Linked DNA regions of Homo sapiens: region 1 is linked to region 2. The links are chromatin contacts, found by Hi-C or POLR2A ChIA-PET in ENCODE. All regions are on one chromosome and are shown on one strand. The core of a region is the stretch at or near the end of the contact, and the rest is flanking DNA. Distances in the headings are between cores, read along the strand shown.

Evidence for each region. A loop is a pair of places that touch in the nucleus more often than their neighbours do. ChIA-PET counts read pairs that join two places held with the same protein, here RNA polymerase II (POLR2A). Pooled maps may share reads with other maps.
Region 1: a map of PC-3 shows a loop between it and region 2 (7-fold over the local background). The contact joins the enhancer-like site here to the promoter of RIPK4 in region 2. A Hi-C loop is called at or near these places in 10 of 168 maps with a recorded cell type or tissue (Caco-2, HepG2, MCF 10A and 7 more), 1 of 37 single-sample maps with no recorded cell type and 9 of 50 pooled maps. POLR2A ChIA-PET finds 5 or more read pairs at or near these places in 5 of 52 experiments (HepG2, MCF 10A, OCI-LY7 and 2 more).

The regions. Positions count from the first base shown.
Region 1 is chr21:41,813,741-41,818,249 of GRCh38, forward strand. It overlaps PRDM15 (PR/SET domain 15), which reads right to left. Exons shown (of 24, transcript NM_001040424.3): 19 at 1,965-2,096. Among named protein-coding and RNA genes, the nearest start is that of RIPK4, 49 kb to the left of the region's middle. RefSeq lists an enhancer at 3,116-3,165. Within about 2 kb of position 2,976, at least 7 of the 41 ENCODE cell types and tissues checked have a DNase peak (open chromatin) inside an H3K27ac peak, as active enhancers do; they include OCI-LY7, PC-3, PC-9 and 2 more, where a contact is called at or near this core.
Region 2 is chr21:41,765,704-41,770,600 of GRCh38, forward strand. RIPK4 (receptor interacting serine/threonine kinase 4) reads right to left here and starts at 1,349. Exons shown (of 8, transcript NM_020639.3): 1 at 1,157-1,349. The coding sequence starts at 1,338. It overlaps LOC102724800 (a long non-coding RNA gene), which reads left to right and starts at 1,464. Exons shown (of 5, transcript XR_937745.3): 1 at 1,464-1,531; 2 at 2,156-2,314; 3 at 2,911-3,680. RefSeq lists an enhancer at 2,966-3,260.

The sequences.
Region 1 (4,509 bases), core at 1,726-4,225, 50 kb after region 2:
GCTTTGTGTTAGTGATTGCGCAGGGTGCTCTAGTGTTTTCTAAGATCTTGGCCTTGTGTTAGTGATTGCGCAGGCTGCTCTAGAGTTTTATGAGAACGCCTTGTGTTAGTGATTGTGCAGGGTGCTCTAGTGTTTTATGAGAATGCCTTGTGTTAGTGATTGTGCAGGGTGCTCTAGTGTTTTATAAGATCTTGGCCTCGTGTTAGTGATTGCGCAGGGTGCTCTAGTGTTTTATGAGAACGACTTGTGTTAGTGATTGCGCAGGGTGCTCTAGTGTTTTATGAGAATGCCTCGTGTTAGTGATTGCGCAGGGTGCTCTAGTGTGTTATGAGAATGCCTCGTGTTAGTGATTGCGCAGGGTGCTCTAGTGTGTTATGAGAATGCCTCGTGTTAGTGATTGCGCAGGGTGCTCTAGTGTTTTATGAGAATGCCTCGTGTTAGTGATTGCGCAGGGTGCTCTAGTGTTTTATGAGAATGCCTCGTGTTAGTGATTGCGCAGGGTGCCCTAGTGTTTTATGAGAATGCCTCGTGTTACTGATTGCGCAGGGTGCTCTAGTGTTTTATGAGAATGCCTCGTGTTAGTGATTGCGCAGGGTGCTCTAGTGTGTTATGAGAATGCCTCGTGTTAGTGATTGCGCAGGGTGCTCTAGTGTTTTGAGAATGCCTTGTGTTAGTGATTGCACAGGGTGCTCTAGTGTTTTATGAGAACGACTTGTGTTAGTGATTGCGCAGGGTGCTCTAGTGTGTTATGAGAATGCCTCGTGTTAGTGATTGCGCAGGGTGCTCTAGTGTTTTATGAGAACGACTTGTGTTAGTGATTGCGCAGCGTGCTCTAGTGTTTTATGAGAATGCCTCGTGTTACTGATTGCGCAGGGTGCTCTAGTGTTTTATGAGAATGCCTTGTGTTAGTGATTGCGCAGGGTGCTCTAGTGTTTTATGAGAATGCCTTGTGTTAGTGATTGCGCAGGGTGCTCTAGTGTTTTATGAGAACGACTTGTGTTAGTGATTGCGCAGGGTGCTCTAGTGTTTTATGAGAATGCCTCATGTTAGTGATTGCGCAGCGTGCTCTAGTGTTTTATGAGAATGGCTGTGTGTTAGTGATTGCGCACGGTGCTCTAGTGTTTTATGAGAATGCCTTGTGTTAGTGATTGCGCAGGGTGCTCTAGTGTTTTATAAGATCTTGGCCTTGTGTTAGTGATTGCGCAGGGTGCTCTAGTGTTTTATGAGAACGACTTGTGTTAGTGATTGCGCAGGGTGCTCTAGTGTTTTATGAGAATGCCTCGTGTTAGTGATTGCGCAGGGTGCTCTAGTGTTTTCTAAGATCTTGGCCTTGTGTTAGAGATGGCGCAGGCTGCTGTAGTGTTTTATAAGAATGTCTTGTGTTAGAGATGGCGCAGGCTGCTCTAGTGTTTTCTAAGATCTTGGCCTTGTGTTAGAGATGGCACAGGCTGCTCTTTGACCTGTCGCGTCACCGACTCCTTTCTATGCACATCAGCGTAGTACACACATCACCCGAGCGGACACCTTGCTCTTTTCTGGATTCACCATGGCTTAGCCAGTGCCCTACCGAGGCCACGTCTGACCTTCCAGCGCCTTCCCTAACTCAAAAGATGACAAGCAACCTTGCATGCACATCCCTGGCCCTTGTCTGGTCGCTATTTCTTGTGCACATTCCTGAGGGGGAAACAGCTGAACGGGAGGAACATTTAAAGACTGACCAGTCTCCCAATGCCGGAAGTGAGCTGTGCAGCATGCTCTCCGGTGACGAGGCCCCTGTGGGAGGGGGACCTTTTGAGATATGCAGCTGCTCACCCCGGCCCCAGGAAGCTCTCTTGGGGAACCCGGCACTCAGTGGGAATCACAAAGAGGAATCGTCTCAAGGCGGCTCTCTCTTCTCCCACGGCCCACCTGGCTTCCCTACACAGTGAGCGCCGTGGCTGGCGCGGCCCGGGCCTCGGACTCACCCGTGTGCCGCTTGCAGTGCTTGAGCATGTTGACCTTCTGCGCGAACCTGCGGTGGCACTCCTTGCACTCGTACTCCTTGATGCCCTTGTGCAGCTTCATGTGGTGGCGCAGCGCGTGCTTGGTCTTCATGCCTTCAAGGACACAGCGAGTCAGAGGCGGCCACACCCCCACGCAGCCCACCTGGGGGCCCATGCCCGAGACCCTGGGGCAGGCACAGGCAGCGGCCCGTGCGGTACTGGTGAGGGTGTGGGCCGGCCCCCGAGGATCCCGGTCAGTCCACCAGCGGTGAGACCTGGGAAGTGACTGTGCCCAGAGGCCGGGAGGGACTGACTGCAACATCAGGTTCACTCACTCCTGCCAGGGCCTGGCCGAGCCCTGACCACGCGAGCAACGCCGGGGCGGTGGGTAAACTTCCCTGCGTGCCCATGGCAACCCGGCGGGAGAATTCGGTGAGAGATAGATTAATACAAGCATGACTAAAGGTTCCCTTCAACCTTGACAATATGAGTGGTGATTGGGATTCGGACGCGAGATGGTTTCAATCTACCTGTAATTTAAGAAGCCAATCTTAAGAAGCTGAAATACTCCAAAGCCTCACTCACACAGCCAGTGGAGAGAGGGTGGCCCTGGCATAGGGGCTGAGTCAGAGGTTGTGGTGCGCTGGCAGGGACAGCACTGTACAAGGCCCTCCGCAGGGGGCACAGGCATGTGCGGCTTGGTACACCTGACCGTGAGGCTGACACGCACCAGGGAACAGGGCGACCCAGCCCAAAGGCAGCCTCCCCAGCCCCGAAGAGGCGCCTTCACTGTGCCTGCCCAGGGCGGTGGGCAGCCTGCACTCCCAGGCCACCGTGTTCCCTCCACATTTGGGGAAGAACTACTGAGCCTGAACACAGCTCTGTAGTAAGCTGGTCAACGGTTCCCCTGTGATTCCACCCTCACCAGATGCAGGGGTGACCATCCACCAGCTCCTGCCAGAATTCTAAAGGCCGGGCCAGAAGACCTCCCTGGCTACGAGAAAACTGCGCGGCTGGGCCAGCAGGGGGAGCAAAGGCCCCACGATGAAGCCCGCTGCCTGCACACACAGCTGCACAACTCCTGGCCTCGGGTGGGGACGGCACCTGCAGGCCTATTACCAATGACCGAAGAGTGATTCCACCTGAAAAAGTTACTGTCAATCCTTTTGATTAAAAAAAAAAAAAAGAGTGCCGGTCACTGCTGACACGCCCAGACCCCAGCACTTCCCTCTTCCTGCTTCTAAAATGAACATATTCCAAATTTCAAAACTAATACACAGTCACAGAAAACCCAGAAAATACAGAAGAGATGGCATCTCCACATTCTGACCTCCCCACCACAGCCAGCATTGGTGACAGTAATGTTTTTTCTTCCATTTAACAAAGAAAATCTGCCAACAGTTTCAAAATAAACACAACTGCCAGACAGAGGAAATTTTAAAGCTTGCTCTACTGGGATTGTGAGTCAATCCATTTACAAATTACCGTGGGGAAAACTGATGTTTTTTAAATACTTATAATTTCTAATCCCGAACAGGGGATGCCTTTTTTATAGCTTTCAATACCTGGTGTCATATTCTTACTGGCCACAGTAAGTTCTTGTAGATCATTCCTGAGTAGTTCAAGGCCCATGATGTGATTCTGAACAAGACGTTTTCCTCCACACACACAGAAAACCTACTGGCTGGGCCCCTGCCTCCACCTGCTGGTGACAGGCTCTCACGACTACTAACAGCCTCCCACTTGGTCCCTGACACTGACTAATTCCCTGGTCAGGGCTAGAATTTCTGGAAAAAAATGTAAAGTAATAATATGCAACAGTGTTTCTTGCAACACTGTAATAATAAATGACTATAACAAAACAACCAGAAACTTTATAAAATAAAGGGTCTGGTTATATGAATCGTACGAAGGGCTTGAAAGATAAAACCAGGCAATATTTACATGTTCCGATATAAAAAGATCTCCAAGACGTATTTTCAAGTAAAAAAAAAATAGCAAAGTATCAAAAAAACAAATGAGCACAAGCATGCGCTGGTATGTACTAGCAACTGTTGCGTGATAGCACGATGACAATACTGGAATTTGGTATTCTGTAAAATAAATCTGGCAACTGATGTATTAATGCCAGCATTTTATTTCAGCTATTCAGAATTCATTTTAAAAAACGATGCAACTAAATAATTAATACATTTCAAACACTAAAATGTCTACAACATTATAAAATGTGGCTTTACCCCACACCCCTTGCCTCCCAGGGCATCTGGTGGCATTTGGGGACCTGCAGGGGACCCAGGTGTGGCTCCTCTCTGCCTGCCTAAGAGGCCCGGCCCTGAATAAGCCCCCACCCCTGCCCCTCCTGTCTCTACGCGCTACTCAGGACCCCTCCAGCCAGGCTCACCACACTGTCTTAAACATTTTACTTCTTGGGGGCATTGGGGAGGAAAGGGGAGGAGCAGGTGGTGAAAGGGGCTGGGAGCTTAAGGCAGACGCGGATAAAGAGCAAGCCAGCCTGTCCCGCTAAGGC
Region 2 (4,897 bases), core at 99-2,598:
ATGGTATTTTAAAAAGGTGTCGCTTCTGAGTGTATGTGTTCAAGGAATCTCTAGGTAAAATACAAGCATAGCTTCCATGTAGAAGGTAAGCTTCATTAAAGGATAAATAATTAAAACGTGCTAAATTGAGCCTTACATATGAACCATCAAAATCAACTGTAAACAGTGAAATCTACAACAACAAAGAGGTACTGTTCAAGAACATTCTCCCTACCTCTCAAATTATGCACAGACGACAACCGACCCACCGAATTTAACACGGGCGGCTCTGCGTCCTTCCCATTCGTCTTTGTTACCTTGAACACTCCTGCTAGGTAGGTACAGGCAGGTTCCATTCTGACTTTTGGACTGGGAAACTGGGGTGCAGGAGGGCCCCATGGCACGGCCACAGAACTTGAATGCAAGGCCCTTCCCTAGCGGGTCGGTCTCGAAATTAAGTCAGCTAAAACGAGAGTGTGCGGCGAGGAAGCGCTGGGCGGACGGATCAACACCCCGGGCCCCGTGCCGGACCCCACTGCCAGGCCCGAGCCCCGGAGCTCCACCGCGCAAGCGCCGGGCGCCCGGGAAGCCTCGCCCGAGCCAAGCCGAAGCTTCCGACCGAAATAATTACAGTCTTACACCAATTTGTGTTCCAACGTAAATTACTAAGTAAGTCGAACGGAGGCTAACTCCACTCACAAAGCCCAGAGGCCCACATGGCAATTTTTCTAAGCCCTGCGCAGACCGCAGCGCCCCGGTGGGTCCCGGGCGGGCCGGACGCGCCTCCCAAGGGCGCGGGTCCGAGGCGCAAGGCGAGCTGGAGACCCCGAAAACCAGGGCCACTCGGGGAGTGTCAGGAAGCACGACTGGGCGCCTTAGGACGTCCGGGCAGACGCGGCCCCCGAGGAGCCCCAGAGGAGCCCCAGAGGAGCCGCCTGACCCGGCCCCGACGTGCGCGATCGAGCCCGGGCTCGCCAAAGCCCCCGCGCCCCTCCGGCCCGGACAGGCCGAGTGGACATTGTCGGAGCCCCGCGGCCTCGCCGGCAATTGGTTTCCCCCCCGAAGCTGCTCCGGGGGTGAGTTCGGGAGAGAGAGGCAGGACCCCGGGACCAGAGCACCCCGACCCCGACCCCAGCCCGGGCCCCAGCCGCCCCAGCGCCCCGCCCGGGCCGCTCACCTGTCGTCGACGTGCAGGCTGGGCGAGCACTTGATGGCCAGCCAGGTCTTCCAGTGGACATGGCGCACCTTGTACACCTGCCCGAAGCCGCCCGAGCCCACCTTCTCCCAGCCCGTGAACTCGCCCGCGTCGAAGGTGCGCAGCAGCGCCAGGGCCCATGGGGTCCCGCCGTCGCCCTCCATCGCGCACGTCTAGCCAGCGCCGCGGCGGCTGCCCAGGTGCCCAGGTGCGCGCTCCGCCCTGTTACGTCACTTCCGTAGGTCGTCCCGCCCCCAGGCCCCGCCCACTTACCCGCCCCCCGGGCGCCCTCTCTGCCAGCGCCCGGTGACTGCGGACGGATGAATAGACGCTGCGGGTCACTGCGCTCTCCCCTGGGTGAGCAGAGCTTCTCACGCTTCTCACGGGTCTCGACGTGCGCATCAGCTGCCCTGCTTTTCTTTGCTTTTTTTTTTTCCTTAATTGCGGAGTCACATGCAGTTGTAAGAAATCATTCACTTTGCCTAGTTTCCCCCAGTGTTACCACTTTGCAAAACTTTGCCAAAAAAAAAAGTCCAATCTCACAACCAGGATATTGACTTTGATACAGTCACCGATCTTATTCAGTTTTGCCGTTTTACTCGTCTTCCTTTGCATGTATTAGTTTTACACAATGTAATCATCTGTGTACCTTCCCGTATCCACCCCCACCTGGCCACTCCTGTGGCGATTTTACAGCCGCACCCCGGAGCCCTGGCATCACTAATCTTTCCTCTATTTCTAAAATTGTTTTATTTCAGAAATGTTATGTTTAGATACAGGAATCATACAGCGCCTAATTTTTTGAAATTGGCTTTCTTCACTCGTTAGTCTAATTCCCTGCAGGTTCACGTCTTGCTTTTTTACACGAGTTTCCTCTCAGAAAGTAACTTTTTTTAAAAAATTACCCAACAGCAAATCTAAAGTCCATTTCAAATGCAAGAGTTCCCTCATCCTTTCCTAAATAACAGCCTCTTTTTACAGGTAGAACAGATGGTTTGAAAAGGAAAGATTTTTTTTTCACATATGGGGAAAAAAAATTCCCAGCCTTGGAAGGATATTTGGGTTAGAGGCCGAAGTGCATCACAGATCACGCACGCGTCCACACCTCAGAAAACACTCACTCATTCCTGAGACGCAACGGTGAGTGAAGGCTTATTTTTGGCCACAGGAGATTAATAATGAAGACAGGAGGGCGGAGCTAAAGGAGAGGGTATTTTAACGACATTAACTGTGTTTTTGTGTTAGTAACTCGGAAAGAGAGAGGCTGCCCCAAGTCAGCGCATTGAAAGCCGCAGACCTAGTGTCTCCAGGCTCCCCCTTCCAAACGGGCGCGGACCTTCTTTCATAGCCTGTAGCGGGGAGCCGCGTCTCCCCACTGCCTCCCCACTCCCATCCGGCCGCTCTTTGGAGGGAACTCACACATCCCAACATGACGATGCTTGCTCGGGGGGCCTCCTGGGGGGACCAGGGAGCCACTTCCTTTCCCACATACTCCGGAAATTAAAGTTGGTCTCCTTAAGGCTGGAGTGGCAAATAGTTGTTTTAAGCTTGTCACAAATGTAACTTACATTTGGACTAATGTTTTAAAAAATAATTGGAGTTTTGAATCTACGAAGATACCTTGGAAGTAAACATAGTTATTATTTTGGTGGGAAAAAAATGAATGGACTTGAAAGTGAGTCACCTGTCCTGTTCCCGGGGCTCAGCTCTAGCAAAGTACCTTTCTCCATCTACAGTCTCCGGCACACAGCTCCGCAGCTGGGGGTGACTAAGAGCCCACACCACGCAAGTAATAAAACGCTCCAATTTCATTTATTTAATCATCTGTGTGCTTCATTTGACAAATATTTATGGAGTGTCTGCTGCTAGCTCAGTGCCTGGTGCCTGGGACTGAAGACCAGAGCCCCCTGGAGACCAAAAGAGCCAGCTCCCAGCTGTGAGCAGATCGGGTCCAAAGATCACGGGCTCGGCGGCAGGAACCTGGTTTGGTATCCGGCTCCTCTGCGGACTTTGAAGTGCTTTACCGATTCACATGACAACTGGTAAAACGAAAACAAACACCTTTCCAGGAATTGTGAATTCGAGTTCCAGACCCTCTGGGATTCCGGGAGCGCAGCTGCTATTTATGTTAACAGTCATTGGTCCCAGGCTGGTGAGGTTAGAATTTCCAAGTATAAAAGTAATTTAGTTTCGTTTTAAATACATTTTAGGGCCAAAGAAAAGTGGAACGATTTAAAGAAAAAGATGAAATGAATAATAGGGCAAGTTGGGAGGTGGCTGTCCTGAGGTTTCATGGGACAACATTAATTAACCTCATGAAGTGCCTGCATGGACAACGTGCCCGGTGTGGTTACAAACAAACCAATCAGCACAGATCCTGGGTGGAAAGCAGGGCGCAGCCACGGAGGCACAGTAGGGGTGCAGACTTGAAGGTTTTTAGGAGGTAAGCCCCGAGGGCACGAAGCTCCACGGAGAGACTGTTGACCCGCCTGGGAGTGCAGTGCAGGTGAGGAGGGGAGGGACGACGAGGGGAGACAATGGGGGGTGGGAGGTGGGAAGGAGGAGTTGGGGAAGGGGGCTGTCTGCTGACATTTGCAAGCCCCCACTCCCCCACTACCCTGTGTTCCTCCTGGCCCCTTCCCCAGAAGAATTCCAAGCCAGTTTCCTCCTATACTGGATGTCCTGACAGCGAATCTAAATAGGTGATCCCTTGAGCTCCAGGTCCCCAAGCTGTGCCCTTCTTCATAGGGGGCCATTTAGCACTGACCCACCCAGCAGGCAGCCCAAGGTCCCTGGTCTGGAAGTGCCAGGAAGCTGCCTTTAACATCCTACCGCAGGGAACAATGAAGGTTGCCGGCCAGGGAGAAGACAGGATAGAGACGTCTCTGGGTTTGCAGCCAGCCTGCCTCAGATGGGGTCCCAGGCTGTGACCATGGTGCATTTGCCTGTCCCTGACATGTGGGATAGAGGGACCTGCTTCGAGATGTCGGTGGGGATCCACGCAGATGATAATTATATGTGTGTGGCACATGCCAGGCCATGGGTGAATAGTGAGATTTTCAATTGAGTCATTTTCGTCTTTGTCCTTCTCAGGGTCCTGGAGCAACTCAACCCTTGTAAGTGCATGGCTCAGTGAGATCGTGGAGCTGACATAGGGCTGACCTGGCTCTCAGAGGCCCCAGAATAAAGCTGGAGCCCCTGGGGTCCACCTGCTGGCATGACCATGGGACAGGGGCGTGGAGCTGAGCTGGGTCAGCCACCTGGGAACATAGTCCCCTCCCGCCAGGCCTCTGCACCCAGCCTCCTCCCTGCTTAGTAGGCTCCTCCCTCCCCTACAACAGCCACTCCTGCCACCACTTGCATGGTTGTTTTTGAGAATTCCCTCCGCATTGTGTTATTTTCTAAAAGAACATAACTTGTTCACTGCAGAGATTCTGCCTTCACTAATTCTGACAAAGTGATTTAGGGGAGACATTGAGGGCCTGACTCGCGAGGGCTCCCAGACCACCTCTGGGAGACCCATCTCCACCTGACACCCAACTCCTCGCTCTTACTCAAGCAAATATTTTCTATTTACACAAACACTTCCTTATCAGAGACAGCTCCTCCTTTGACCCATTGGTTCCATGAGTCTTCCTGCAGGATCATACATTCCGTGTCCTGGGAACACAGCATAAAGGGTGCTGTTCAGCAACCTAGGGGCTTGTGTCTGATGGCAGAAGC